Linked DNA regions of Homo sapiens: region 2 is linked to region 1. A link is a loop called in an ENCODE intact Hi-C map of the cell type or tissue named here. Cell type or tissue: Caco-2. All regions are shown on one strand. Each heading gives the region's core, and the rest is flanking DNA. Links, peaks and the distances in the headings are about the cores only. Region 1 overlaps LIN28B (lin-28 RNA binding posttranscriptional regulator B). Region 2 overlaps PREP (prolyl endopeptidase).

Region 1 (16,933 bases), core at 6,461-11,460:
ATGATAGTCTTTGAACCAACAGTGTAACCAGTATAAACAATGATAAATGCTTTTAAGAAGGCACATTAAAATAAGCTTATCTCATTGGTAGTTTGTGTGTTTTCACATTTTAAAATGTGTTTTTGGATACATGCTGCCTACTTCTAAGATGTTTTCATCTTTTTTCCTTGTAGATGCTACAACTGTGGTGGCCTTGATCATCATGCTAAGGAATGTAGTCTACCTCCTCAGCCAAAGAAGTGCCATTACTGTCAGAGCATCATGCACATGGTGGCAAACTGCCCACATAAAAATGTTGCACAGCCACCCGCGAGTTCTCAGGGAAGACAGGAAGCAGAATCCCAGCCATGCACTTCAACTCTCCCTCGAGAAGTGGGAGGCGGGCATGGCTGTACATCACCACCGTTTCCTCAGGAGGCTAGGGCAGAGATCTCAGAACGGTCAGGCAGGTCACCTCAAGAAGCTTCCTCCACGAAGTCATCTATAGCACCAGAAGAGCAAAGCAAAAAGGGGCCTTCAGTTCAAAAAAGGAAAAAGACATAACAGGTCTTCTTCATATGTTCTTTCCTTTACCCGGTTGCAAAGTCTACCTCATGCAAGTATAGGGGAACAGTATTTCACAAGCAGTAGCTGACCTGGGATTTTAACTACTATTGGGGAACTGTGAATTTTTTAAACAGACAAATCACTCTAAGCAAATTACATTTGAGCAGGGTGTCATGTTTTATGTTAATTCAGAGAATAAGATACTATGTCTGTCAATATGTGCATGTGTGAGAGGGAGAGAGCCTGAGTCTGTGTGTGTACATGAGGATTTTTATATAGGAATGTAGACACATATATAAAGAGGCTTTGTCTTTATATATTTGTGTATAGATCAAAGCACACACCCTCTCTCATATAATTGGATATTTCCAAGAATTGAAAACCCATGTGAAGCATTATAGATAGTTTTAAATTTAACCCACTGGAGTTTTCTTGAAATACCACTTCTTTTATATTATATAAAACTAAAAACACGACTGTTACCTTTTGTGTGAACCAAAGGATACTTCAGATCTCAGAGCTGCCAATTATGGGGTACTAAAGGTTTTTAAGACATCCAGTTCTCCCGAATTTGGGATTGCCTCTTTTTCTTGAAATCTCTGGAGTAGTAATTTTTTTCCCCCTTTTTTGAAGGCAGTACCTTAACTTCATATGCCTCTGACTGCCATAAGCTTTTTTGATTCTGGGATAACATAACTCCAGAAAAGACAATGAATGTGTAATTTGGGCCGATATTTCACTGTTTTAAATTCTGTGTTTAATTGTAAAATTAGATGCCTATTAAGAGAAATGAAGGGGAGGATCATCTTAGTGGCTTGTTTTCAGTAGTATTTTAATATCAGCTTCTTGTAACCTTTTCCATGTTGTGAGGGTTGTAAGGGATTGTGTGGCAACAGCAGCTTCCCTTGGCTAACTCAATCTTCTACCCATTGCTTAGAGCAGGGAGCCCTCCTTATTTACTACTGAAGACCTTAGAGAACTCCAATTGTTTGGCATATATTTTTGGTGGTGGTTTTTATTCCTCCTGGAGAGTTATCTAATTTGTTTCTAAAACAAACAAGCAGCAAAGAAATGAATTAAATACTGGGGTTGAGAATTAAAATTAAGTGGATGTTCACAGTTGCCCAATATATATGACCTGCAAATGATACGAAAAAGTGCAGCATTTAGTGGCAGTTAACAAGAGTGACAAGCCTGGGGCAGAGGTACCAAACCTCTCCCACCAGAGAGCTAGAAGTATTTTATACAGTAACTTTGATCTTATGGAAGTGACCTTCAATGCTTATTCTGAAGTAACCTATATGGTGGATACAGGATGAACATTCAGTGCCAGGGAGAATCTTCTCAGGTTGGTTCTCGTTAGAGTGATAAACTGGCTAGGGGCCATAGTATTGGTCCTGTTAGGTTTCGGTCATGGAAAAAAAAATTATTTTGGGGTCATCCTGGCTCTAGATGTTATGGGCAAATTTCTGAAACATCTGCAAGAAGGTACCAGTTAATTATAGTGCTTAATATTGGGAATAAGATTAAGCATTATAATTATAATGTATGGGCCTGTTGGTGTAAGCTCAGATAATTAAATAAAAATAGCATGACTCAAATGAGACATATTCTGCTGAACAGTTTCTACTTCCTCTCCCGCCTGTCCTGTCATGGGAGACGTGTATAGTTGCTGCTGTTTCAGCAAACCACCATAAGACGAAAATGCCTCAGGTTGGGTTGCCAGTCCTTTACAACTCAGCTTGAATTTCACAACAGTGATTGTGAGAATCTGCGTGGTATACACTGAAATATCGGTGTGCTGTGATGCAAAGCTTACCTTTGACGATATTGAATGTGATATAGCTGTAGAGAAGTACTTCCTTGCCTTATGTGAGGATTTCAAACTTATTTAAATTATGTAGACAAATCAAAGTGGCATTGCTTAATTTTTAGCAGGCATAATAAGCAAGTTAACAGTAAAATGCAAAACATGATAAGCGTTGCTCAATTTTTAGCAGGTATAATAAGCAGGTTAACAGTAAAAATGCAAAACATGATAGATAAGTCACTTTGAAAATTCAAACCAAAGTTCCTTCACCTTATGGAAATAGGAAATTATGGACTTCAAAATTGGACACTTCCTGTTTACAAAAAGAAATTCAGAGCTAAAATCATGGTAAAAAAAAATAGAAACACTTGAGAACTATGGTCTTTATGGGTGCAATTTGAAATCCTTTTCATCATCTTACCAGACTAAACTAAGAGCACATACCAAACCTATCTTATGGTTGAAAGTTGGGGTTTATTTTTTATATGAGAATATTATCACTATTACATAACATACTCAGGACAAAGAACTTTGCTCAGGGAACATACCATGTAATATTTTTGTTGTTTCTTTACAGACTAGTCTACAGTCCTGCTTACTCAAAACAAACCAAATAACTTATACCTTTATATAAGTATTATGTACTGATGATAGTAACTACCTCTGAGTTTGACACAGATCAAAATTTTTGAATATCAGATATCAGTTATCCTATTTTTATTTCATGTGAAAACTCCTCTAAAGCAGATTCCCTCAACTCTGTGCATATGTGAATATCACTGATGTGAACACATTGTTCATTTACATAGGTAAAATATTACTCTGTTTACAGCAAAAGGCTACCTCATAGTTGATACATAGCACACCTGTATGTATGCTGTTCCAGCCTTACAGGTGGCTGATAATTCTCTGGTACAGAACCTTTTTATCTGTATTATAAATAGCAATTCACAACTGCATGTTTCTGACAAACACTTGTGAATAATGAAGCATCTCGTTTTAGTTAGCAAAGTCTCCAAACATTTCCTTAAAATAATCATGTATTTAGTTTAAAGAATTATGGGCACTGTTCAACTTAAGCAAAACAGAACACGGAAGCAGTCTTAGAAGCACCACTTTGCCCAGAGGTGGAGGTTGGAAGGGGTAGCAGGGAGAGGGGTTGGTGTATGCAGGTATTCATGCTAGGCAAAGAGTTTAAAAGACGCCAATGTCCTTCATTTACTGTCTGTGCTGCCCTGAAGCCAAGCGTATTGCAGCATTATAGCCCCAGGCACATAACTAACTAGCACTGGCTTGCCAAGGAATGAACATGCAATGCCATTACTAGCTATTGAGGGAAAAGGGTCTGTGTGAAGCATCACTTTGCAGGGATTACTAATGGTGGGGCAGCAGGTCTGTGAATTAAGTTATCTCTTGACCTCACCCTCATGTCAACACAAATGTAATTCCTAAACAAGATGCATTGCCAGTCTCTTAGCCCTGTAAGCTGATCTTTTGCTACATGGCAGACTATAATGAAAACATTTTTATACTTGGGTTTCTAGTCTTCACTAGAAGGCCTTGGATGTATTTTTGCAGTTGAAAGATTTAGAAAGATTTTTACCTGCTTATAACTTGGAAGTTTAGAGTGCAATGTAAGAAAAAAGATCAAGAAATGTCATGTTATTAGCATCAGTCCACCTCCAATATTGCCGATACTTTTTTTATTCTGGCTCAGTTTTATTTTGCACCAGTGCGGCCCCAAGTTACTGCTGGTTGTATTTAGTTTGTGAATAGGAGCCCATAAGTGTTAATAGACTTTGTAACATTCACTATAAGATGAATTATACAGGACATGGGAAATCTCATTAAGTCTTAAAGTTAATTTAAATTAATTTATCTGTTTTCTCTAAGAAATGTTTATCATAAAATATATATGTGTATTTCCCCTTTGGTTATAAAATTTGGGAAAGTATGTACAAGTGCAGCTGCACTGACTTTAATTTTCTAGATGTCTTAATGAGATTTATTTGTTTTAGAGAAGAACATCTTGTTAAAAGCATCAAACTCTGTCTTACATAGCTGTCAACAGCCTCTTTAAGATGTGGTGGTTGTATGATCTGTGTCTTAATTGTTCAGTTAGAGTGAGAAGTTGACCTATGATTCATTTTTAAATTTTATATTTGGAACAAAGCTGCAAGTTATGGTAAAGTACTGTACTGTGAGAAGTATTATGATATTTAATGCATCTGTGGCTTAACACTTGTGAGAGTTACCAGCTTGAAAATGATGGTGTTGACTACCTCTTGAATCACATCTATCAACCACTGGCACCTACCACCAAGCTGGCTTCAATTAGTATGTGTTGCTTTTTGGTATTAACAACTAACCGTACTAGAGACCAAAGTGAACCCTGATTTTTATATGTCTTTAATAATGGTGTTTTATCTAGTGTTTTTAAATTATCCTGTGTAGTATTTAGATTACCTCATTGTCCATTTTGACTCATGTTGTTTACAAGTGAAAATAAAAACACTTGAACTGTATGTTTTTAAAAGACAAAAAAGGGGTAGATGTTTGGAATGCGTTTCACTCGCATGCAGTCATCTGGAGGGACTGAAGCACTGTTTGCCTTTCTGTACACTCTGGGTTTTATATTCTCATTTCATGCCTAATGTCTTATTCTGTCAATTATGGATATGTTGAGGTTTAAAAAAATTACTTGATTAAAAATAAAACATATAACGTTGGCATTTATGATGGGTTTTGGAGATTTTTTATGATGTGTGTTCTTACTAAGTTAAGTGAAAGGATAAAAGGCCATTTAGGCAGTGTTTTACATCAGTTGGAGCATAAGTTAAGTGGTATTAACATATCCTCAGTGGTGAGTATTAACATGGAACTTACTCCAACAATACAGATGCTGAATAAATGTAGTCTAAGTGAAGGAAGAAGGAAAGGTGGGAGCTGCCATCACTCAGAATTGTCCAGCAGGGATTGTGCAAGCTTGTGAATAAAGACACATACTTCATGTAGTCAGAAGAGTGGTCTGAAGCAAAATATTCAAAGCCTATTGAAGAAATCATTTTAGAATTTTTCTACAAGTTTTTTCTAATAAAGAATTTGAAAAGGGCAAATTTTATCAGTACCAAATATCTAAAATACGAATGTAGATTTATCAAACCATGAATGCAGTATTGATGTACTGTAACAAACGATTTGGTAAAACTATTGAGTTCTTTAAATTGGCCAGTTCCACAATCAAACTTATTTTCCTCTCTTCACCTGGATGATTTATTTTTTTGATGATCTGTTATGACTTTTATTTTATTTTAAATTCTGGTAAAATCACATAACATAAAATTTACTATCTTAACCATTTTTTTTTAAAGATGAGGTCTCATTCTGTTGCCCAGGCTGGAGTGCAGTGGTGCAATCGTAGCTTACTGTGGGCTCAAATTCCTGGACTTGAGCGATCCTCCCACCTCAGCCACTTGAGTAGCTGGACTACAGATGTGCACCATGCCCAGCTAATTTTTTTTTTTTTTTTTTGTAGAGATGGAGTCCTGCTTTGCTGCCCAGGCTGGTCTTGAACTCCTGGCTTCAAGCAGTCCTCCCTCCTTAGCCTCCCAAAGGGCTGGCATTACAAGTGTAAGCCACCATGTCTAGCCTTAACCATTTTTGATTATTAAGTATATTCACATTCTTGTACAACCATGTGTGATTCACTTTTCTTTGAAGGGCTTTTTGTACTTTACAGAATATGGAAAACCTTTAAACCTTAAAAGAAAAATACACATAATCCCATCATCTGAAAGTAACCAATAACAGCTTTTATTAATTTATATTTAGTATATGGAATTTTTTTTTCTTTTTGTGAGACAGGGTCTTGCTTTGTCACCCAAGCTGGAGTGCAGCGGCTCAACCATGGCTCACTGCAGCCTCAACCTCCCCAGGCTCAAGTGATTCTCCCAGCTCAGCCTCCCAAGTAGCTGGGACTATAGGCCTACACCACCATGCCTGGCTACGTTTTTGCATTTTTTGTAGAGGTGGTAAAATCACAAAACAAAAATTTACTATCTTGTGGCCTAGGCTGGTCTTGAACTCCTGGGCTCAATTGATCCTTCTGCCTTGGCCTCCCAAAGTGCTGGAATTACAAGTATGAACCACCCCGCCCGGCCAATTTTTGAATTTTTTGTAGAGACAGAGTTTCACTATGTTAGCCAGGCTGGTCTTTAACTCCTGGCTTCAAGGATCCCACCTCAGCCTCCCAAAGTGTTGAGAATGCAGGTGCAAGCTACCACACCTGGCTGAAAATCTTAAAAAAAGAAAAAATTATACATAATCCCATCGCCTAGAAATAACCATTAGCATTTTTTTATTAATTTTCTTCTGGTTACACACACACACACACACACACACACACACACACACACACACAGAGATACATACACATGCGGGTGATTTTTTTTTTTTTTTTTTTGAGATGTAGTCTCACTCTGTTGCCAGGCTGGAGTGCAGCAGTGGGGCAATCTGCTCACTGCAACCTCCACCTCCCTGGTTCAGGCAATTCTCCAGCTGGAACTGTAGGCATGTGCCGCTGCATCCGGCTGATTTTGTATTTTTAGTAGAGACGGTTTCACCATGTTAGCCAGGCTGGTCTTGAACTCCTGACTTCAGACGATCCACCTGCCTTGGCCTCCCAAAGTGCTGGGATTACAGATGTGAACCACCACGCCTGGCCAGTGTTTATACATAGAATAATTTGATCATTAAATAGTCCAATATGCTTATGTAATTAATGCTGCTTTTTTTTTTTTTTCCAAATAAAGAATAGCTGTAAGTCACATTTAGGATAACAGGACGACCCAGCCAGAATCCCAGGCTGTCCTTCTCTGTACACAGAGTACTATGTTTCCTACCCCTGTCTGTGTCTATAAGCCTTTTGTAAGGACCTTTGTATGAAGCTTTTGCTTGCTAGGCTACTAAATCAAAGCAGTGCTGTGTGATAGCCACCATTTTGTGATCGATTCTGCTCCTGATTGCCTGTTATTTTTGTAAAACATTCCTCAAAAACTCTGTGGGGTTTCTTGTTTGCTTTGCTTTCTAGAAATAATTGAAAATTCTTAAAACTTTCACAGTTGCTCAAATGTAATTTCTGTCATCCTCAATTTAGAAACCAGTATGTTGCCCTTTCTAATCCTCTCTCTCTCTCTCTCTCTCTCTCTCTCTCACACACACACACACACACACACACACACACACACACACACACACACACTTTCTGAATTAATTTGGACTGCCTGGAAAATGGTAAATGTTTCTGTGGCTGCATAGCAGGCATGTTTCTTAACACAATATAGGATAGTTTATTGTATTTATAGTGTATTTTGTTTCTAAAATTACTCAAAATTTCTTGAAGATGTGGGCTATTTCTGAAGGTCAAGGGTCTCCATTTCTACTTAATTTCTGAGCTCCTCAGCATCTGTAGCTATATCCGCCTGCTCCAGTTTGTAAAAGTTCTTTAAAACACAAACTCCAACCTTGGAGGTTTTGCTTACACCCCAAATCACATGGTTGGTTTTCTTTTGTCAAGAAGAAAGAAGAGGCTGGACCCACACCTATTAACGTAAGGACAATGCCCAAAGTCAAAGTCCAGGGAAAGACTGTTTCACACTTGAGAATCAAACCACATTTCTGTTTGACTTGGTGCAAATAGACATATTGTTGACCTGTCCTTTCATACTGCTTTTCTACCTTCTAGAAGTGTGGCCTCTCCCTCACTGCCAGTATGTCAGATATTTCAAGTGTTATTTATCACTTTCTTTCTTTCTTTCTTTTTTTTTTTTTTTTTTTTTTTGACGCAGTCTCGCTCTGTTACCCAGGCTGGAGTGCAGTGGTGTGATCTCGGCTCACTGCAACCTCTGCCTCCCGGGTTCAAGTGATTCTTGTGCCTCAGCCTCCTGAGTAGCTGGGATTTTAGGTGCGCGCCACCACACCCAGCTAATGTTTTGTATTTTTAGTAGAGACAGCGTTTTGCCATGTTACCCAGGCTGGTCTTGAACTCCTGGGCTCAGGCAGTCCACCCACCTCAGCCTCCCAAAGTGCTAGGATTAGAGATGTGAGCCACTGCGCGTGGTCATTTATCACTCTTTCATTGAGATCATCGGGCCACATATTGAGCCCTTATAGTTATCAATCTCCACACTGGCTCTTCAAGTTCTCTCATTTCTTCATGAAATTAATTCTCCACAACTTTCATTAACTAGTTCAGATAGTAGTTTTTCTAGTCCCCTGTTAAACTGCTTCTGCCCAAAAGCAATCAAACAGACCCAAAAAATCCACTTAAAACTATATTAATAAAAACCTAATTACAATCATAATTTCCTCACAGTAAAAATCTTGGAAAATGCAGAGGAGGGGCTGCCGTGTGAGAAGCTCCTGCTGTGGTGTTCTGACGATGTGCCCGGTCCACGCTCTACTTCCTTAGGTGGGCTTTTGTTTGTTGAGGCTGCACAGCATTAATGGGGAAACTTATTGCCGGGGAAAATGTAACATAAAACCAAACAGTGGGAAGGGACTCTGGACTGGCATCTGGTTCAATAGTCTGTCTCCATCTAGGATCATACCTGACCATCCTAGATGGTTATTCCCAAAATCTGCTGGAGGAGAGTCCACGAGTTCCTTTAGAATGGAATCAGTAAACAACAACAACAAAAATAAGTAATAAAAGACTGTGGGTCAATGTCAGATTATACAAGAGATCCCATTTAGATGGATACTCAATTTTCCATGATGTGATTATTACGCATTGCATGCCTGTACCAAAATATCTCATGTACCCTGTAAATATATACGCCTACTATGTACCCACAAAAACTAAAACATAATTTAAAAAGAGATCCCATTTAAAGGGACCATATTGACAACCTGCAGTGTTTCTTTTTAGTAAGACATTATTTCTTAATGGAACACTGTCCTTACTAAAATTATCTTCAAGGCTTATGTAAAAGATGTCCTAAATAACACAATCTAAAAAGTATGTCATAATGTACTCCACTGTGCAGTGGGCCTTTAGAAGTGTAAAAATTCCTTATGGTTAAGGTGAAAGTCCGACTTTTAAGAATGTAGAAGAACTGGAATTCAGTAATTCTGAATAAAGATTGAACATGATACAGTTCAGTTGTTGCTTGACACCACCAGAGGGCACTCTTCACTTGCTCTCTGAAACAGATTTTCTTTTACATCCCCTCATAGCTATAATACTCTTTTGAGTACCTGAATATCCACATGATTGATAAACTTACCTAGGAAAATTTCTGACTGAAAAAATGTGTAATTATAAGTAATGCCTTTTGAGCTCTTATGCAGAAGACAGGGGCTGTCAACACAGAGCTCACAATACTGAAGAGATAATCAGGTATTTGTAACTTGTCTAGAAAAAAGTATTTCTAAAAGTCTTCTTGTAATAAGAAACCACAGGACTGTAAACATTCAATTACATTAAATAATCATACTGCATTATTACCCCATATGTTTCTCCCCCACCTTTCAAGCTATAAGAAATATAAAACTTCTCCCAAGCATGGTGGCTCACACCTCTAATCCCAGTGTTTTGGAGGCCAACCCAGAGGGATCTCTTGAGGCCAGGAGTTCAAGACCAGCCTGATTAACATAGTGAGACCCTGTGATGTGGTTTGGCTGTTTCCCCACCCAAATCTCATCTTGAATTGTAGCTCTTACAATTCCCAGGTGTTGTGAGAGGGACCCCGTGGGAGATAACTGAATCATGGGGTTGGGTCTTTCCCATGCTGTTCTCATGATAGTGAATAATTCTCACGAAATCTGATCATTTCATAAAGGGGAGTTTCCATGCACGAGCTCCCTTCTCTTGTCTGCCACCATGGGAGACATGCCTTTCATCTTCCACCATGATTGTGAGGCCTCCCCAACCATGTGGAACTGTGAATCCACTAAACCTCTTTCTTGTGTAAAATTGTCCAGTCTCAGGTATGTCTTTATCAACAGCATGAAAACGGACGAATACAGCCTGATTCTACAAAACCTTAGCTGGGCATGATGGCTTGTGTCAGTAATTCCAGCTGCTTGGAAGGCTGAGGCAGGAGGATTGCTTGAGACCAGGAGTTCGATGCTGTAGTGCCTTTGATCACACCACTGCACTCCAGCCCGGGAGACACAGTGAGACTGTCACTAAAAAAAAAAAAAAAAAAAAAAAAAAAAAAAAAGAAATGCAAGACTTCTTCATTGGGGTTTTATTACTGAAAACTTTGATGTTCCTCTTCTCACTCAGACATCTTAATAGGGCTGCCCATACTTCCATTATTTGAGAAGAAACAATATCTTGTCAAAATGCTGATATCACACCCAGGTATTCTAAGTATTTGATTTAAATGTGTGTCTCTAGATACAAGTTCTGAAAAGAGTTTTCAGGTATAATTTAATGAAGAAATACATCTTTTACCTTCAGCTTCCATTTATGTATCACTGATTAATGTAATAATAGCTTTTACTTTTATAGTGCTTTATCGGTGACATGGTGCTTTAAAATTTAATTCTCACAAAACCCTCCTAAGATTAAGATGGCAGATATCAATATTCCTATATTACAGATGGGTTCAGGGAGATTACATTAACTACTTGGGCTATAACCTGGCTTGGAGCTAGCTAGGAAAGACACCTCAGAATTCTGATTTGAATCATTCTCTTCTTCCAGTCACCAGAACCAGGCAGTAAGCTTCCTTCTGACTCTTTAGGAAGTGCCAAGAAGACAAGGAAGTGAGTAGGAGAGTTGAAAGGATCAAAATCACACACCAATGTGATTGCCCACATTTGCTTCTGTCTGAATGTTTCCATCCATGCCACCCATTTCTACTAGTCATTCTCCAAACCCACTCTCACTCTCATCCTGCTCCACTGTGTTTCTCTGGTCTTGTTTGTTTTTTGTTTTGAGACAGAGTCTTACTCTGCTGCACAGGCTGGAGTGCAGTGGCACAATCTCGGCTCACTGCAACCTCCGCCTTCCGGGTTCAAGCGATTCTCCTGCCTCAGCCTCCCAAGTAGCTGGGATTACAGGTACATGCCGCCATGCCCGGCTAATTTTTGTATTTTTAGTAGAGATGGGGTTTCACCATGTTGCCCAGGATGGTCTCAATCTCCTGACTTCGTGATCCGCCCACCTTGGCCTCCCAAAGTGCTGGGATTACAGGAGTGAGCCACCGCACCCGGCCTCTTCTTTTTTTTTTTTTTGACAGAGTTTTGGTTTTGTTGCCCAGGCTGGAGTGCAATGGTGCAATCTCAGCTCACTGCTGCAACCTCTACCTCCCAGGTTCAAGTGATTCTCCTGCCTCGGCCTCCTGAGTAGCTGGGATTATAGGTGCGCACCATGCCTGGCTAATTTTTGTATTTTTAGTAGAGACGGAGTTTCACCATGTTGGCCAGGCTGGTCTGGAACTCCTGACTCAAGTGATCCACCTGCTGCGGCCTCCCAAAGTGTTGGGATTACAGGCGTGAGCCACTGCGCCTGGCCGTGTTTCTTACAGTGGGAAGCAAGGCTATGAATGCACTAGCCTGCGAAGCCTGGACCTGCCAGGAGTTCCACCCAATCACCTGGCATGTTTGTGCAAGGGAAGCTCCTGGACCTCACCCCAGACCAGAGTTTCTCAACCTTCCTATCCATATGAATCACCTGGGAGCTTTTAAGACTCCCAATGCCCAGATGAATGGCATCAGAATCTTTAATCCCAACGTGCAGCCCAGGCTAAACCCACTGTCCCGGCAGGTGCATTGTGTCAGTATCTGTGAGGGTGGGCTCTTGGAGCTAGACTTTTAACTGGTTCCCTGAGTGACCGTTTTATAAAAAGTCTGAAAACTACTGGCCAGGAGCCAATAAATACAAGTTGCTTTTAACTGGACTGTGAACAAGAATACGTGGGTTCTAGTTTTTCTTGGGTTCAATTTTCCTGGCTGTGTTTTTCATCTGCCCAATGGGGGCAGGGGGTGGACTCAAACAATCAGACCTCAAAGTGGTCAAGAGGACCTCAAAATGTGGTCCTTAACAGCAGCAGCAGCATCCTGCCCCGGCAACATGGCAAAACCTCATCTCTACAAAAAATACAAAAATTAGCCAGGCGTGGTGGTGCGTGCCTGTATACCCAGCTTCTTGGGAGGCTGAGGTGGTAGGATCGCTTGAAGCCAGGAGATCAAGGCTGCAGTGAGCTGTGATAGCGCCACGGCACTCCAGCCTGGACAACAGAGGGAGGCTCTGTCTCAAAATAAAAAGAAAGTTATCCTCAGCATAACTTTTTTGGATCAAGAGGTGACCAATAATCACAGACGTCTGAGTGCTAGCAAGGGTCTGAGGAGGTTCAGAACTTCCTTGTCCTTGGTCAGGTCACAATGCTCCTGTAAACCTTTAACAAAATAGTTGATTTGCTTTTTAAAATATATATACTTCCCCTTTATTCCCAGAGCTGGTTTCAAAAGCTACAGGATTGCTGTTTTTGTGTTTTATCTTAGTTCTCTAAAATTATCCTAGGCTACGTGCAGGAATGGGTACAGGCCCTTTAAACAAATGGAGTTAGTTGTGTTAGTTCTTTTCTTGTTTCACTGTTACACCAGTGCTTTCCATCCACTGGCTGCCTCAGAGAGGTCTCTGCAGCCTCCTCTCTGCCCAGTGCTTTCTGGAGCCACTTGTCTAAGTTGGAATTGGCTCTTCTCTCTGCCCCAGGCAAACAGGTCCAGAGCGATTGCAGCTGAGAGTGTGGGCCGCCCATGCCTCCAGCCATTTCTGCTGTAAGCAGAAGGAGCCTTGGTAATAATCCCCTGCCCTGTCCGTCCTGTGGGTCCTGGCACTGACCTTTACAAGGCTCTTTACAAGGACTGTGGCTGCCAAGATTCCAGAAGGCTTAAGGATTCGACTTGACAAAGGAAAAAGGGAAAGAGGAGGACAAACATGTACTGGGTGCAAGCTATGTGTTAGGAAAGGTTCGAGTGTACATGTGAGGACACAGTGGCTCTGCAGGCTTCACAATTTGCCTAAGATCACACTGTCAGAGCCGGCACTCAGAACCGCTTCTGTCCCACCTCCAAGCCACGTCCAGGACAGGACTCTGCCTCCTTTTTCAGGCCTGTGCTTTTCAGCTGCTTCCATCTATGAGGCAAGTGGAGGTAAACAATGTAGATAAGAAATCAGTTTGGGACAAAATATACTAGGACCCCATTTTTTCACAGGAATTGGTAATCATTTTAAAGGCCAATGTCAGATTTTAATTTTTTTTCCTAAGAAAATGCCCCTCTATATAAATACATGTACAAAGAATAGAAAGTCTTACCTTTTTCTATTTTAGCATGAAAACTCCTTGATAACCTAAGGAAAGGAGCTGGGAACCAGATACACTGGTGGCCTCACACTCAACCTCCAGGGGCACGGGAGAGAAAGAGGGCTGCAGACAGGCAGGCCTCAGTCTGAGGGGTCCAGGAGGAAGTCCCGGCTTTGTGACTTGAATTGTCTTGGTAAACTCAATCTATTTGAGCTTCAGTTTCCTCCTCTGCAAAGTGGTGATCATAATAACTACCTTGCAGAATTGTTGTGAAAATACTAAATCATGTATTTTAAATGCAGCCTCTGGTAAATAATAGGCACTCAATACATGCTGTTCTCACTATCTCCCATTACACCTAATTGTTCTTACTAACAAAACATATCAGCACTAATAAGAAAAGTTAGAAGAGATCAGGTGAGAACAACAAAAGTAGTGGGAAGCACGTTGAAAAAAATTAGGTCTCCAGGACGACAGAAGCGATTTTTTTTTTTTTTTTTGAGATGGGGTCTCACTCCGTTGCCCAGAGTGCACTGGAGTGCAGTGGCATGATCTCGACTCACTGCAAGCTCCGCCTCCCAGGCTCAAGTAATCCTCTCACCCCAACCTCCCAAGTAGCTGAGATTAGAGGCATGCACTACCACGCCTGGCTCATTTTTGTATTTTTTTTGTAGAGACAGGATTTCGCCATGTTGGCCAGGCTGGTCTTGAACTCCTGGGCTCAAGGGATCTCCCTGCCTCAGCCTCCCAAAGCCACCTCCTTGAGATTACAGGCGTGAGCCACCACACCCGGCCTACAGAAACAATTTTAAGAGAAGTAATGTCATAGCAGATGAGTGAATTGTAGTTCTGTTTTCTGCACAGTGTAGCTGGCCTGCTGGGAGGTTGAACCTGAGGTTTGTTCCCTGTCTGAGATCCTTCTGCGGTCTTGCCTCAGCCAGTCTCTACACAAATGGAATAATTATAATGTAGTCACCAACAGTTGTGAACAGCTCAGTACGCTTTCATTATTTGCAGATAAATATCAAGAATTAAATGGCTACCATCACCTCCCTGTCCAAGGTCCCTTTTATAAGAGCTGTTTTACAGTCGTGGGACCTCCATTGACTCAGATGTGACATAATTTAGCTCAGTTCAAACCACTTTTGGTTCTGTTGGCCTGCCAATCAAGGAGTCAGAGGGTAAAATCCTGAATCAAGTTGTCCTCCTGGGAGCAGGCCCTGTGCACTGGCCCAGCAATGATAAGCACCATGGCATTTAACAGGCAGCTGGGACGAGCGAATAGACGAAGAAAATCAGAAAGACATAACTAAAAGTGGGAAAGAGGTAAATTTTCTCATGACAGGATGAAGAAGAAGGCTGGGAGAACGTGGAAGTCAGTGGGATATATTTGTCCTTGGCGAATAGCAAGAAAATATTAACGTAGTGTTTAATATCCAGGATCCAGCTGGGCACAGTGGCTCACACTTATAATCCTAGCACTTTGGGAGGCCAAGGCAGGCAGATCGCTTGAGTTCAGGAGTTCAAGACCAGCCTGGGAACATGGTGAGACCTCCATCTCAACAAAAAATACAAAAATTAGCGGGGCATAGTGGCACACGCCTGTAGTCCCAGCTTCTCGGGAGGCCGAGGTGGGAGGATCACTGGACCCTGGCAGGTCGAGGCTACAGTAAGCTGAGATCGCACCACTGCACTCCAGCCTGGAAAACAGAGCAAGAGCCTGTCTCAAAAACAAACAAACAAAATACAAAAAACACAAAACAAAATCCAAGACCCAGTGGTAGAGCAACCAAGAGGACGCTGCTATAGATGACATGGGAACTGTGAACATGGCCCAAAACTGGAATGAGAACAAGGCCTAAGCATAGAGTAGGAGTAGAATAAGTAGAAAATAAGTCGGTTTCTCAGAGTTGAAGACACAGCCTGAGAAGCATAGTGAGATCCCATCTCTACCAAAAAAAAAAAAAAAATTAGCCAGGCATGGTGGTGCACCCTTGTGGTCCCAGCTATTGGAGAAGCTGATCTGGGAGGATCACTTGAATCCAGAAGTTCAAAGCTGCAATGAGCTGTGATCGTGCCACTGCACTCCAGCCTGGGCAACAGAGCAAGAACCTGTCTCTAAAAAAAAAAAAAAAATTAACCAGGGTTGTAAGGCAGAACTAGGAAAGTGAACAGACCACATGTGTTTGGGACCTGCCGACAATGTGACCTTGGGTCAGTCACTTACCGTCTCTGTACCCACCTTCTCTCCCTTCTAAAAAGGGGACACAGGGCCTGCCCTCCCACATTGACAGTACTGTTGACGGTTCAAATAGATAAGTGAAAGAGCATTGCTAGATTCAACGATGATCTGAAGAGACATTGAGACCTAAGCAAACGTCCCTGCCTTGGCTGCCATACAACCAGCCATATTGTGTGCATAAATTCTTGGCCACAGAGGGCAGCAAAGGAGGGAAGAGCAGATCCACAGAGGTGTGGGAGTTTACCCTGGGGGTACCGCTGGATGGAGAAGTGCGGGCATTTTGGGCAGAGGTGGGCTCACGTGTGATGAGTTCAGGGGATGGAGAAGTCACTGTCTTGGCTGGGTGCGGGTGACTGGGTATGGGAAGGGCCTTGGTGGCCGTGCAGAGAGTGCGGCCTTTTCTCTGCAGGAAAGGAAGCTCCATCAGAAGGTTTTCAATTCTGTTGGCAAATTTTCAGATTATTCTGATAGCAGCACAAAGGTCGACTGGAAAAAGTGAGGCCAGAGGTGGAGAAACAAGGTGGGGTTCTATTGCAGGAACCAGGGGAGAGCCACAGGGGCTAGAAACAGAGGCACTTAGAGAATGATGAAATTCATCATTCTGCTTAAAAATAATAACTTATTACATGTTAACATGAAGAACGTTTTTCTATTTATAAAATTTATAAAATTACTATTTTATAAAACAAAAAAGTGTAGAGTGGCATTGTTTTATGCTTTTGCAATTCTAGAGGTGTGGCTAAATACAAGAGCTGGATTTTCACATCTGCTCTGCATTCAGTAGATTGTAACATATATCGTTTTGGTTGAAGTATATGAAGAAAATCTAGCCTCACACAAATTTTGGAAAAGGGAGGAGTACAGAGTTAAGTACTTTAATAATCTTGAGATAATTGTGGATTTTTTTTTTTTTTTTTTGAGACAGAGTCTTGCTCTGTCACCCAGGCTGGAGTGCAGTGGCATGATCTCTGCTCACTGCAGCTTCCGTCTCCTGAGTTCCACAGATTCTCTTGAGTA
Region 2 (14,628 bases), core at 5,635-10,634, 190 kb after region 1:
ACATACCCAAGGACATTAAAAGGATAACAAAAAAATACTATGAACAACTCTATACCCACAAATGTGATAACCTAGAGGAAATTGATTAGTTCCTTGAAATACGCAAGTGTGCAAAACTCAAACAAGAAGAAATGGACTATTTGAGTAAGTCTATATCTATTAAAGAAATTGAATCAATAATCAGCTTCCAAAACAGAAATCACAGGCCCAGATGGGTTCACTAGTGAAATCCACAAACATTTAAGGAAAATATGATATCAGTTCTTTACAACCTCTTTGACAGGATATAAGCAGAGGGAATACTTTTTTTTTTTTTTTTTTTTTGAGACTGAGTCTCACTCTGTTGCCAGTTGGAGTGCAGTGGCGTGATCTCGGCTCATTGCAACCTCTGCCTCCCGGGTTCAAGTGATTCTCCTGCCTCAGCCTCCTGAGTAGCTGGGACTACAGGCATGTGCCACCACACCTGGCTAATTTTTATATTTTTAGTAGAGATGGGGTTTCACCATGTTGGCCAGGATAGTCTCGATCTCTTGATCTTGTGATCCACCCGCCTTGGCCTCCCAAAGTGCTGGGATTACAGGCATGAGCCACTGCACCCGGCCCAGAGGGAATACTTTCTAACTCATTATATGAGGCTAGCATTACTCTAATACTGAAGCCAGGCAAAGACATTACAAGAAAACTATAACCAGTATTTCTGATGAATGTAGATGCAAAAATCCTCAAAAAAATTAGCAAATCAAATCCAACAATGTGTAAAAGAATTATACACCATGACCAACTGAGATTTATCCCAGCTATTTCCAGACCTGTTCAACATTTGAAAATCAATTAATCCATCATATCAAAAAGCTTAAAAAGAAAAAAAATCAGTGATTTATATCAATAGATGCAGGAAGAGCATTTGACAAAATCCACACTCATCCACAATAAAAATTCTCAGTGAACCAGGAACAAAGGAGAACTTTTCAGTGTGATAAAGAATATCTACAGAAAATGTACAGCTATATCATGCTTTATGGCGAGAAAAAGCTTTCCCCCTAAGATCAGAAAGAAAGCAAGGATGTTGCCTCTCACAACTCCTTTTCAAAATGGTACTTGAAGTTACTAATGCAATAAGACAAGAAAAGGAAATAAAACTTAAACAGTTTGGGAAGGAAGAAATAAACTCGTGTTCATAGATGTCATGATCATCTATGTAGAACATCCAAAAGAATTGACAAAAAACAAACTACTAAAACCATGAAGTGATTATAGCAAGGTTGCAGGGTACTAGGTTAACATATAAAAGTCAATTGCTTTCCTGTATTCTAGCAACAAACAAATGGAATTTGAAATTAAAAACACAATACAAATGTAAATATTACATTAACACCTCCACAAATAAAATATTTAGCTATAAACCTAACAATGTATGAAATCTATGTGAGGAAACCTATAAAACTCTGAATGGACTCAAAGAACTACATAAATTGACTGATATTCCATGTACATGGATAGGAAAACTAATTCCACTAAGATGTTGGTTCCGACCAGGAGCAGTGACTCACGCCTGTAATCCCAGCAATTTGGGACACTGAGACAGGCAGATCTCGAGCTGAGGAGTTTGAGACCAGCCTGGGCAACATGGCAAAACCCTGTCTCTACAAAAAATATAAAACTTAGCCAGGCATGATTGCATGCACCTGTAGTCCCAGCTACTTGGGGGCTGGAGGCAGGAGGATTGCTTGAATCCAGAAGATTGAGGCTGCAGTGAGCTGTGATCATGCCACTGCACTCCAGCCTAGGTGACAAAGTGAGACTCTGTCTCCAAAAAAAAAAAAAAAAAAAAAAAAAAGTTCTTTTCAACTTAATCTATACATTCAATGCAATCTCAATCAAAATCCCAGAAACTTATTTTGAGGCTATTAACAAACTGATTCTAAAGTTTATATGAAGAAACAAAATATCCAGAATAGTCAACACAATTTTGAATGAGAATAACAAAGTTTGAGGACTGACACTGCCTGACTTCAAGACTTACTATAAACTACAGTAATCAAGACAGTGTGGCATTGCCAAAAGAACAGGCAAATAGATCAATGGAACAGAACAGACAATCCAGAAATAGACCCATATAAATCTAGTCATCTTACATTGGCAAAGGAGCAAAGGCAATACAATGAAGAAAGACAGTCTTTTCAACAAATGATGCTGGAACAACTGGAATTCCACGGGCCAAAAAAAAAAAAAAAATTAAACATAGACCTTACACCCTTCACAGAAATTAACTCAAATGGATCACAGACCTAAATATAAAATGGAAAACTATAAAAGTCCTAGAAGGTAACACAGGAGAAAATCTAAATGACCTTGGGGATAGAGATTACTTTTAAGATATAACACCAAAGGCATGATTTGTGGAAGAAATGGTAAGTTGGACTTTATGAAAATGAGAAAGTGCTCTGTGAAATACAATGTTGAGAAAATGAGAAGACAAGTCATAGACTAGGAGAAAATATTTGCAAAAGTCTTATAAGAGACTATAATCCAAAATATACAAAGAACTCTTAATATTCAAGAATAAGAAAACAAACAAACAAGCAGTATTGGGTTCACAGCAAAATTAAAGAGGAATGTAGAAATTCCTCTTTGGCCCATAAAAAATGGGCGAAATACCTTAACAGATATCTCACCAAAGAAGATATACAGATGACAAATAAGCATATAAAAAGATGCTCCGGCCAGGTATGGTGGCTCACGCCTGTAATCCCAGCTACTTGGGAGGCTGAGGCAGGAGAATTGCTTGAACCCAGGAGGCCGAGGTTGCAGTGAGCCAAGATCACTCCACTGCACCCCAGCCTGGGCGACAGAGAAAGACTCCACCTCAAAAAAAAAAAGATGCTCCACATCACATGTTATCAGGGAAACACACACACAAAAAACAAATACCACTACATGCCTATCAGGATGGCCGAAATCTGTAATACTGACAAATGCTGGCCAGAATGTGGACCAACAGGAGCTCTCATTCATCGCTGGTGGGGATGCAAAATGATGCAGCCACTTTGGAAGACAGTTGCCAGTTTCTTACAAAACTAAACATTCTCTTTTACAGTCCAGCAATTGTGTTCCTTGGTATTTACTCAAAGGAGTTAAACTTACGTCCACACAAAACTTGTGCGTGGGTGTTTATAGCAGTTTATTCATAACTGTCAAAACTGGGAAGCCACCAAGATGTCCTTCAGTAGGTGGGTGGATAAATAAACTATAGTACACACAGGTAATGGGAATATATTTCAGAACTAAAAGGAAATTCGCTATCAAGCCATGAAAAGACATGGAGAAAACTCAAACGTGTATTACTAAGTGAAAGAAGCCAATCTGAAAAGGCTACATTCTGTAAAATTCCAACTATATGGCATTCTGAAAAGGCAAAACCATGGAGACAGTAAAAGGACCAGGGGTTTCCAAGGGTTAGGGAGGATGAATATGGAGTACAGAGGATTTTCAGGACAGAGAAAATGCACTGTATGATACTAAAATGATAGGTTCGTGTCATTATACATTTTTCCAAACCCACAGAATGTACAACACCAAGAGTGAACCCTAATGTAAACTATGGACTTTGGGTGATTATAATCTGTCAATGTAAGTTCATCAGTTAGAATAGATGTACCTCTGAGGTGGGGGATGTTGATAATGGGGGAGCCTATGTCATGTGTGGGGGGAGGGGATATATGGGAAGTCTCTACATTCCTCTTTAATATTGCTGTGAACCCAATACTGCTTAAAAATAGTCTTAAAAATACATGCATATGTGTGTCTATGTGTGTATTTTTGCCACAAGAAAAAATATAAAGGAACAGGTGGTGAATGAGTTAGCTCTAGACCTACAAAAGAGTCACATTCTGCAGTGGTTCTGACTTAGAGCAGAGGATTTAGGGAACTGGGAAGTACAAACGATCACAAGCCAATATCTACTGAGACTCCTCTACTCCCCATCTCCTCTCTGCCAGCATTTCCCCAGCGCATTCAAGTGCAAAACCTGTGAGATCAGGAGAAGTGGAGGGAGGTACATGTTGACTGAAAAAAAAAATCAGATTAGATGCCACTCCTCTTATTTTGTTGGGAGATAAAATATTGGTTCACATTTTATCTCTATATAGATTTAAATATGTTTTTATCTTTATCGATTTAGGGGGTAAAGTACAGATTTCTTACATATGTTGCATAGTGGCGGATTCTGGGCTTTCAGTGTACCTCTCATCCTAATACTGGAATAATAAATAATCCACATTATTTAATGTTTAATATATAATATACCATATATTATAAATTAATATATTAATATTATATATTATTTTTTATATATTTAAGTTGAACTTTAAAATTCATTGGTGGACCATGTATTTTGCTATCTTAGAAATGAGGCTAAAGGTTACCATGTAGGGAATTATGCTGAGGCATTCATAAGTCTGGCACAGGTAATGAACTTGATAGAAATAATTGCTTGATAGAATTGGTTTTGGAAATTGCTGAATTTTTATTTAAATTTCAAAGTATTGGGGCTGGTCATGGTGGCTCAGGTCTGTAATCCCATCATTTTGGGAGGCCTAGGTGGGTGAATCACCTGAGGTCAGAGGAGTTCAAGACCAGCCTGGCCAACATGGAGAAACCTCATCTCTACTAAAAATGTAAAAATTAGCTGGGTGTGGTGGTGGGCACCTGTTGTCCTAGCTACTCTGGAGGCTGAGGCAGAAGAATTGCTTGAACCTAGGAGGCAGAGGTGGCAGTGAGCCGAGATCGCACCATTGCACTCCAGCCTAGGTGACAAAGGAAGACTCCATTTCAAGAAAAAAAAAATTGGGAATGACTAAAAATACATTTTTAGCACTAGGTGAATGGCTATATTTGTCTACTCCACAGCCATGCACAGGGCTCCACCTAAATTTTAAAATATGGGAACCAGAGCTTGGTAAATGTTCTTTGCTGGACACTGGGATCTTTAAAATAGGACAATAGAACTACATATCATGATCCCAAGAGGATTATATGCATATCACTAGGGATTTAAATATAATGAGTCTTAGGAAATGATCACCATTCTTAAGAAAAAGAACATTCTTGTAATATGTGCAAATTCAACAGAAGTTAGAATATGCAAAGAGTACATATTTTGCTGATTTTTAAATAAAACCTTTAGTATAACTTTTAAAGATGTATTTAGAAATTATAGCAGAATTGCAACAGCATTACAGAAAGTTGAAAAATGGAGGAAAAAGTTCCTCCTGGGAACCAACATCAGAACTGACATCATTTTGCTGTGTTAAGTCAGTAATTTCTCAGTTGACCTCCAAATTGGAATCACCTGGGGAGCTTGTTAAACAGCAGATCTTGGTTCCTTCTGAGTCAGAATCTCTGTGGGTAGGACCCAATGGATTTATAGCTTTAATAAGCTCTGTGGCTGATTCTGATCTGCAGCTGGGAGATTAACTTGTTCAGCTGCCTAGATTATTCTACCACCAGTTCATCCTGGAGGGCCCATCCCAGGCTTTGCTGCAGAGATTGTCTCTGCTTAAGAGAAGCCACAGAAGGCTTAAAACAGGAGTTGACCTGATCTTACTCACTTGTATAAAGCCCTGGAGTAGAATCTGAAAGGAATAAACCTTGGAGTCAGGGAGAGCAATTATGAAGCATGGTGAGGATAGAGAGATGTGGATACATTTGAGGGAAATTTAGAAGGTAAAATCTGGTAGAACTCGCTGACAACTGGATTTAAGAAGGAAAAAATCAAGACATCGTCCAGGCTTAGGGACAGAACACATGGTAACAACTATTTGAGACAGGACACACAGGAACCTTATTTATATAAATTTTTATTATAATTTGTCTGAAATATTTTTCCAAAAGTGGTATTTAAATATGCATCTGAATTAAGACAAAAAATACAACTTACCTTAAATTTTAAGGTAATCTTTAAGAGGGAAAAATAGTCACTTTACAGTAGAGAGACTAGGCAGACACCACCTTAACCAAGTGATCCAAATTGATGTCACCAGGAATAAGACATATGAACACCATGTGCCCCCAATAGGATGCACTGAGAAGAGCACAATGTCACATCTGGGGTATTCTTGCTAAAACTGCATAACCTTGGCTGGTGCGCGGTGGCTCGTGCCTGCAATCCTAGCACTTTCGGAGGCCGAGGGGCGTGGATCACCTGAGGTCAGGAGTTCGAGACCAACCTGGTCAATATGGTGTAACCCTGTCTCTACTAAAAATATAAAAATTACCTGGGTGTGGTGGTGGGCGCCTGTAATCCCAGCTACTCGGGAGGCTGAGGCAGGAGAATCGCTGGAACCCAGGAGGTGGAGGTTGCAGTGAGCTGAGATCACACCACTGCACTCCAGCCTGGGTGACAAGAGGGAAACTCTGTCTAAATAAATAAATAAATAAATAAATAAATAATAACACTTAGTTTAAAACACATATATTGTACAGCTATACAAAACTATTCTTTTTTCATGTATATATATTTTTTTAAACTTTTTTTGTTAACTAAGACACAAACACACACTTTAGCCTAGGCCTACACAGGGTTAGGATCATCAATATTGCTCATTGTCTTCCACTTCACATCCTTCCAAGGTCTTCAGGGCCAGTAACGCTCATGGAGCTGTGATCTCCTATAACAGTGACTACTTCTGGAAAACCTCCTGAAGGACTTGCCTGAGACTGTCTTACAGGGTAGCCTTTTTTTGTTTTTAGGAGTATACTTCAAAATGATAAAAAACTATAATATAGTGAACACGTAAACTAGGAACAGCTGTTATGATCAAGTATTAGGTACTGTACATACTTGTATGTGCTAGACTTTTATATGACCGGCACTGCAGTAGGTCTGTTTACAACAGTATCACCACAAACACATGTGTGTTGCACTGCGACATGATGGTGGCTATGATGTCATTAGGTGATAGGAATTTTTCAGCTTGTTATAATCTTATGGGACTATCATTATACATGCAGTCATATGCAGAAATGTTATATGCTGCATGACTGTATCTTGGATGAATTGCAGCATTTCACACTCCAAGGCAAGACCAGAGTAGTGACAGAGCAGGGGGTGGCCCTGGTGTTCAGGTTCCTGCATCTTCTGGGGCCTGAGGTTGCAGGCAACCTGGTCCTCTGGAAAAATGCCAATCACAGCGCCAACACCTGAATGTCCTGGGGAAATAACTCAGTGCTACCTGTATTAACTTCCATCATTTTCTCTGGAGTTTTAGGGTGGTTATGTTTTGATGCTGATTTGGTTTTCAGGTTAACCTCAGTTTGACTCTCCATAGAGGTGACTGGAAGCTCTTTCCTCTGATGTTTCTCAAAGCCTTTCATACTTTGGAACTGGAAGACACTATAATATTGTGTCAATTAGATGTAAATCAGTTTCTAAATCATATATTACCATTATGATATTTTGTTTATAATTTCTAGATTATTTGGCATTAATAACCTCCACAAATGGCCACCAAGTCATTTTCTCTTGCACAGTAAACAAGAGCTTCCTTAGTCACTTACTTGGCATTGAACGAACCCTCCTTGCCCGTGCCTCCCCCTGCCTGCTTCTCAGTGCTGCGGTCACGTGGCTGCAGGAGGCCCTGAGCTCCTGAGCAGAGCAAAGCCTGTAAGGTGGATGCAGGGCATATTCTCAGGACACCCTATCAGCCGGCCTGATATTTGATCTACAGGAGCAAACTCAGAGAGAGAGAGGGACAGTTTTGCCTGCAAATGTGAACCCTGACCTAAAGACGGCTGCTCAAAATAGCCCTCATCCTCTTTGCCTAAGCCTGATATGCAAGCTTTTATCTCAGTTGCCCCTGGTCACCTGCCTTTCTTACTTGACTCTGCAGTTCTCCAGGTGGCTATTCCTGGATGGCACTCATCCAGAAAGGGTCATTGCTCTTTTTTCTCTTTATTTCACTACCAGAGATTATTTCGATAACATTATGATTTACAAACCATAAAATTCATACATTTCAAGTGTACAATTCAATGACTTTTTAATACATTTACCAGGTTGTGCAACCGTTACTGAAATCCAGTTTTAGAACATTTTTGTCATCCCGGTTAGATCCTTTATGCCCAAGTAGTTAATTACCATCTTCACCACCAACTCCAGGTACCCACTAATCTACATTCTATCTTTATAGAACTGCCTTTTCAGGATATTTCACTTAATCAGACTATACCCAGTCATTTGTGTCTGGCTTCTTTCACTTATAATGTTTTTGAGATTCATCCATGATATGGCATGTCAGTGATTTTTGTGATGGTGGGTTCCTGCTGCCCCCACCCCCAAAATTCCTTAAAGGTGCTAAGCAACCTGCTCTTTGAATAACCACCCCGCTTTTCCCTAGGCTCTCCTGCTGTCAGTTTCCCACAGTGTTGTCGGCTTTCATCTCTCAGTGGCTTCACCTGACTGAGCTGCCTGCCATCTCTAGTGTATCCTCCAGGCCTCGCCTGGCTCCCTGTTCCCCCCACACTGGCTTCCTGCTCTTCCTCCAAAGGCCTGGCTGGTTCCTGCCTCAGGCTCTGCCCATTGCTGCTGTCCTCACCAACCCCCAAAACGTTGCCCATTGTTTGTCCCCTCATTCCGTTCGGGTCTTTGTCCGAATGTTGCTTCCTGAAAGAGGCACCCTGACCTCGACTCAAATAGCATTCCTTCTCACGGACTATTCATTTGCCCCACTTTGTTTCTTCACAGCTCTTTTTATTCCTGTTTCTTGTTAATTCCTGAAATTATACTTTGTTTATTATCTTGTTAATAGACTCGTGGGTATCTTAGTCTGTTTAAGCTGCTATAAGAAAATACCATAAACTGGTGGGTTGTCAACAACAGAAATTGCTCTCTCACAGTCCTAGAGTCTGGGACATCTAAGATCAAGGCACTGGCAGATTTGGTGTCTAATGAGGGTTGCTTCCTGGTTCATAGGTGACACCGTCTCCTGTGTCCTCACATGGTGGAAGGGATGGGGCGGGGGGGTCTCTCCTTGGGCTCTAATATAAAGGCACCAGTCCCATTCATGAGGATTCCGCTCTCATGACCCATCGCCTCCTGAAGGCCCTGCCTCCTAATTCCATCACTTTGGGATTTACGATTTCAACATATACATTTCGGGGAGGACATAAACACTCAGACAACAGCAGTAAGAGAGCTGTTTCGGCTGGGCATGGTGGCTCATGCCTGTAATCCCAGCATTTTGGGAGGCTGAGGTGGGTGGATCACCTGAGGTCAGGAGTTCAAGACCAGCCTGGCCAACATGGTGAAACCCCATCTCTACTAAAAATACAAAAAGATTAGCCGGGAATGATGGTATGCGCCTGTAATACCAGCTACTGGGAAGGCTGAGGCAGGAGAATCACGTGAACCCAAGAGGTGGAGGTTGCAGTAAGCTGAGATAGCGCCATTGCACTCCAGCCTGGGCCGTAACAGCAAAACTCCATCCCAAAAAAAGAGTGCAGTATCCAAGGCCCAGCTCCTGGGGTTACTGCCCTGCCTGCCCACCTCCTGGCTGGGGAACTTGGACCTTTGCCAAATGGGGAAAAGGTATTATGTGCTTCCTAAGGTTGTGTGAGGACAAACATTCATCCACACAGAGTGCTTGCAGCGGGTGGCACAGGGTAAACATGAGCAAGATAATTTACCATCTGTCTCCTCCCTGGAATATCAACTGGATGAGGGCAGGACATTTTCTCTCTGCACCTTCAGCCCCTGAGATATGGAGGATGAGAATGGCTCAATGTTCCTCCTTCAAGGGCCTCAGTCCTCATCCCACTGGCCTGACCACCCCAACAGTATGACCTTTGCCTCTTTACAGCAACCTCCACAGCTTTCCAGCCTGTCCTTAACCTGCCTTTGAGTCTTTGCAACTCCTTCTGGGCATTAGCTATGTGGCCTGCTGGGAACTTCCAGAGGCTGGTAAAACTGACAAACCTTGAGAGACTGGTGACAGGCTTCCTTAGTTGAAACTTATCCTTTTCAAACTTGTAGCACCATGTGTGTGTAGCTGCTTAAGCTTTAGTGGGAGTATTTAAGAAACATGATTAATTGGAAAGTTTTATAATATTCCAGGTAAGTCCATAGTGAACATAAATGTGACTTTATCTTGCTAAGGTAACAAATGCTCTGGTGTGCTTAGCAGGGCCTTGTGACAAAGCAGTGAGGCCACCTGTGCAACATGTACAACTTTTTCTTTTTCAAAACAGTCCTAAAAAAACTAAACATATAAGTCCTCTGTGATCGAGCAATTCCACTACTGGGTATGAATCCAAAAGAAAGGAAATCAGTATATCAAAAAGATATCTGCACTCCTGTGTCTACTGCAGCACTATCCACAACAGCCAAGATAGGGAATCAACCCACGTGCCCATCAGCAGATGAACAGATGAAGAAAATGTGGTACATATATACAATGGAATATGATTTAGCCATGAAAAAGACTGAGATCCTGTCATTTGCAGCAACATGGATGGAACTGAAGGTCAATATGGTAAGTGAAATAAGCCAGGCACAGGAAGACAAATATCCCATGTTCTCCACTCATGTGGGAGCTAAAAAAGCAGGCAGAGAAAGGGAGGATGAAGAGATTAATGCCTACAAATATACAGTTTGAAAGAAGACCTAGTGTTAGATCAGTAGGGTGTCTATAGTTTACAATAATCTACTGTGCATTTCAAAATAGCTAGAAGAGAGTAATCATAAGAAAGAGCCAAAGGGCAGAGCACAGGATACAGAAAAGTGGGATCAAATAGAGAAGAATCCCTTAGAGTTCTGGGTAGGAGCCCAATCTCAAGTCTTATTTCTAATGTTTAAAGCTCCCCCTACTCCCCAAAATACCTTTAGTTGGTGGGATTAGTTGTCCTGTGAAAATCTAGACACAAAAATTAGGTTGGAAAAGAGAACTCGTAACTGGAGGCCAATCATGCTAGGCATTAAAAACGTATTACTGTATTCCTCCTCCTCCTCATCAGTTGCTAAGTGACATTTGGGATTTGAACCCAGTCCTGATATCTGAAGCTCACACACTACACACTGTATTTTCTGCTGTAAAGCAGACCTCAGAAAGTATGGTTAGATTCTGTGCAACCTTGAAAATGCTCTGGACTCAGTGGGTCCAACTCAGCTATTTGTACTTCACACCACACAGCTAGTCTAGGAAAGAGGCTGCCTCTGGCTTGACCATGCAAATGTATTTTCTTTCTTTCCTGCCATGCTGGTCAGCAGTTACACCAAAGCTAGCTAGTATCAGTATCTGAGTAGATGGTGATGACGACAGAGTCTCAGCATGCAACACTAGCTACTGGCACACTTTGTTTCCAGAGGAGTTATGGTGAATCTTATACTCAATGACAACTGTATTATGTACCGTACTAAATAGTAACGGAAAACATGATTCCAGTAGAGAAAAACCAAGCCATATAGCTGTCTTTCAATATGCTTGGTATGCAGTGATATGCTTGATAGAAAATGGTATGTCTAATTTTTGACCATAACTTGAAACGTAGAGAATGAGAGAGTGCTCTTAAAAGCACATACATATACAACTTGGAAGATGGGACTTACTTGGAAAAGTACAAATTATTGGAATAATGAAGTAATCTTTTAAGCTATTTTATATAAGGTTAAGATACTATATAAAATAATAATTTTTATCATATCATCTGATAAAGCAAGACAAAGGAAAAAAAACTGTTTTAAGTTAGATCAGCATTTCCCAAACTGATACTCAAAGGAACATTGTTTCATGAAATGTTAAAATATATGCCTTGAAAAAAATTTTATGGATGAAAGTTTAAGGAATAGTATATCTTAAAAATCTTGGGGGTGGGCAAACCAAAACTTTTTTTTTTTTTTTTCCAGTAAGTAAGTATGACTATTTCTATTTCCAGGAGTGATCTATGCAGGAGAAACAGCTTGGGAAATGCTGAAATTTCTGACTGTAAGAAATGCTTGGATATATGTATCTGTTTGTTTGGATAATTTACTCATGTGATCTCTTGGAACCAAGGATCCTTGGATCCAAGGAACTCTGATTTCTAGGAATACTTTGTAAACAAATCAATATACAAATAGGTGAATAATCTGAATTTTCCAGCCCAGTGATTTTTGAAAGGAGGCATCCAAACCAAAAGAGCCCCAGATCAGATTTTTACCCAACTAAGTGGTCAGTGTTTGTTTATGACAGTGAACCCCCTCTGACAGCTTCATCACCTCTAACAAACAAACAAACAAGGGAGACAGAGTGGATGAACAACTTATTTTCAAAGCTAACAAACATTCTATGACTTAACTGCTTGAAAACTAACTTGTTGCAGAAAGGTGAAATGCTTTATTCTCACAGAAAACTCCACTTCTGGAGTTGCCCCTCAATATGAAGAAACCGGAAGTAAAAGCCTGTCATTCTTAAATAACATTTATTATTGTTGCAAAGAAGTCTTCTCCATGAGAACAGTTCTCACATTTATTTAAAGATATAGAGGTTATGGATATAGATAAGTATGCCCGACTATGATCCTTAATTCAGCAATCTAATATTCACAATGTGTTTGTTGCCATTTAGCTATTTATCCCAACATGCCCTTAAAAAAAACACCAAAAAACCACATGTGCCTAGACAGGGTGGAAAAAGAAACACCAAGGCCTTGCTAAAAAGGAGAAGCCTAAAAAAGATAAAATTCCCACGGCAGTTCTGTTCAACTGTAGCCTGTGAGTGCAGGAATAATGTTCCCGTGGGGAAGCATTATGCCCAGTGGTTTCTTGGTGTCAACGTGGGAAAGCCCTTGAGGTTTTCTGTCGCTGTCAGGAGGAAGCACGAAAACTGTTTATGGAATCCAGTCGACGTTCAGGCACCGCGCGATGAACGCAAACATGTCTGAGACTTCCTCTATCACTTTGGCTGTGGGCTTCCCCGCCCCGTGGCCCGCCTTGGTGTCCACGTGGATAAGCAGGGGGTTGCTTTGCTTCCTGCTGCGGCCCACGATGTACTGAAGGGTGGCAATGAACTTCAGGGAGTGAAGCGGGACCACGCGGTCATCATGGTCAGCAGTGAGGAGCAGCATGGACGGGTACTGGATGTCATCTGCTTCTGGTAACTTCACATTATGCAATGGAGAGTATCTGGAAGGCAAAAACACCTTTGTGAGGCTGGAGAGCAACAGTAGAGTTTTATGGCACAGGGACCTAGGTAGTTAATTAGCAGTGAGGACTGCAGTTAACTAGTACGTGAGTGACCACCATGGACTGTGCCTATGCGTTACCATTTAGGCCATGACTGGCAAGGGCTCCTGGAAACTGGGGAGCTGTGTCATTTATGTGGCTCCAACTTTGAAAGACTGTAGGAAGGAAGCTCACAGGTCTGTTGAAACAACCCAAATCACAGGCATGCTTACTGTCTCTTAAGGTGAGTAGTTTCATATTCTCTAGGCTTTTTTTTTACTGCTACAAAGTGGAGTAATAATTGTCATTATAACCACACTCAGTGGTTCAAAAAAAGTCCAAGCCTTTCTTTTGTTGAGAAACTTGAAATCCACAGTATAAAGGGGCTTGCTGCCCCTTTAATAACATCTATAAAGCCTTTATTCCAGGCTCAGTTTTGCAATCTTAGGAAAAGCACATGTCCTCTCTGGGCCTAGTTTCTTTGTAAACCGAGAAACCTGGATGGGCTGTTGAGCCTCCTGCTGGCTCTCAGTCCGGCAGAAAGCAACAGACTTTGCCAGAGGAGGAGGGCACCTTCCGAAGTACCAGGCAAGTTTCCTGGGTAAGTTAACAAAAAGGGTGTTAAGTATAAAAGTAATGTTGATTTTAACAGTGACTGATAATAGTTGAAATATCTGGATATTTTTTCTTTACATTCTCCTAATAGGGGTGTCATGTTTTTCAATGTATTTAATATTTATTAATGAATAAAATCACCTGTTTTAGTAGAGTTTTATTTTGAAGGGTAGGTAAATAGTGAAAACAGTAAAAATTCTGCTCAGTTAACCAACGTGAGGCCAAAACATTCTTGGGCTCAGTTTCCCACCAGATAAGATGGAGATCTGTTTTCTGATCTCATTTAAGAGTGTCTTTTGACCAGCCCCATTCTTCCAAATATGGGTTAGTTCTAAAAAGAAACAAGTTTGGAAAACCCTGCCTGTTAATAATAACAATCTCCCCCTTGGAGATTCACATGCAATATTTATACATTATCTGTAGGAAAAAATACATTAGGCTTTATTTATCGCCCAGCCATTCAAACTTGGAGCTCTAGCTCTTTTTTTGGGGAAACACCTTTTACTAATTCTGGATGGTGCTCCATGAGGCACAGCCCAGGGGGCGGGGAGGTGTGCTGGGCTTGAGGAGCTCCCTGTAGGACCCTTCCTAGCTAGTGTGGGCTGAGTTCCATGCTCATTTTACCAGCCGCAGGTGAAATGCAGCCCTGTGAGAGCAAGATTTGAAAACTGAAGAAGGAACATCATGGAGAAAAATATTTAGAACTTTCTTTGTTTTTAAATTAAGTTTGAAAGTATTAGGTGTCATCTAATATTCTTTTGCCTTCAATTAACTCAGTATTTTCAAATGAGTTTAAATAGGACTTGTTTCCTTACGTG

Evidence for each region. A loop is a pair of places that touch in the nucleus more often than their neighbours do. Peaks named below come from ENCODE experiments on the same cell type or tissue, not always from the same donor. Only the 100,000 strongest peaks of a DNase experiment are listed, where the experiment ranks them.
Region 2: it touches region 1 in a loop (5-fold over the local background); 9 of 110 quality-filtered maps call a loop at or near these places.

What each region holds. Positions count from the first base shown.
Region 1 is chr6:105,078,241-105,095,173 of GRCh38, forward strand. LIN28B (lin-28 RNA binding posttranscriptional regulator B) reads left to right here. Exons shown (of 4, transcript NM_001004317.4): 4 at 174-5,092. The coding sequence ends at 543. Among named protein-coding and RNA genes, the nearest start is that of POPDC1, 50 kb to the right of the region's middle. In Caco-2, for the core only: a CTCF peak has its summit at 9,532 (motif pointing right); no DNase peak of the experiment used is centred there.
Region 2 is chr6:105,265,283-105,279,910 of GRCh38, forward strand. PREP (prolyl endopeptidase) reads right to left here. Exons shown (of 15, transcript NM_002726.5): 15 at 7,936-13,156. The coding sequence ends at 12,862. It overlaps PREP-AS1 (PREP antisense RNA 1), which reads left to right and starts at 13,734. Exons shown (of 2, transcript NR_199037.1): 1 at 13,734-13,796. In Caco-2, for the core only: no CTCF peak of the experiment used is centred there; a DNase peak (open chromatin) is centred at 7,709.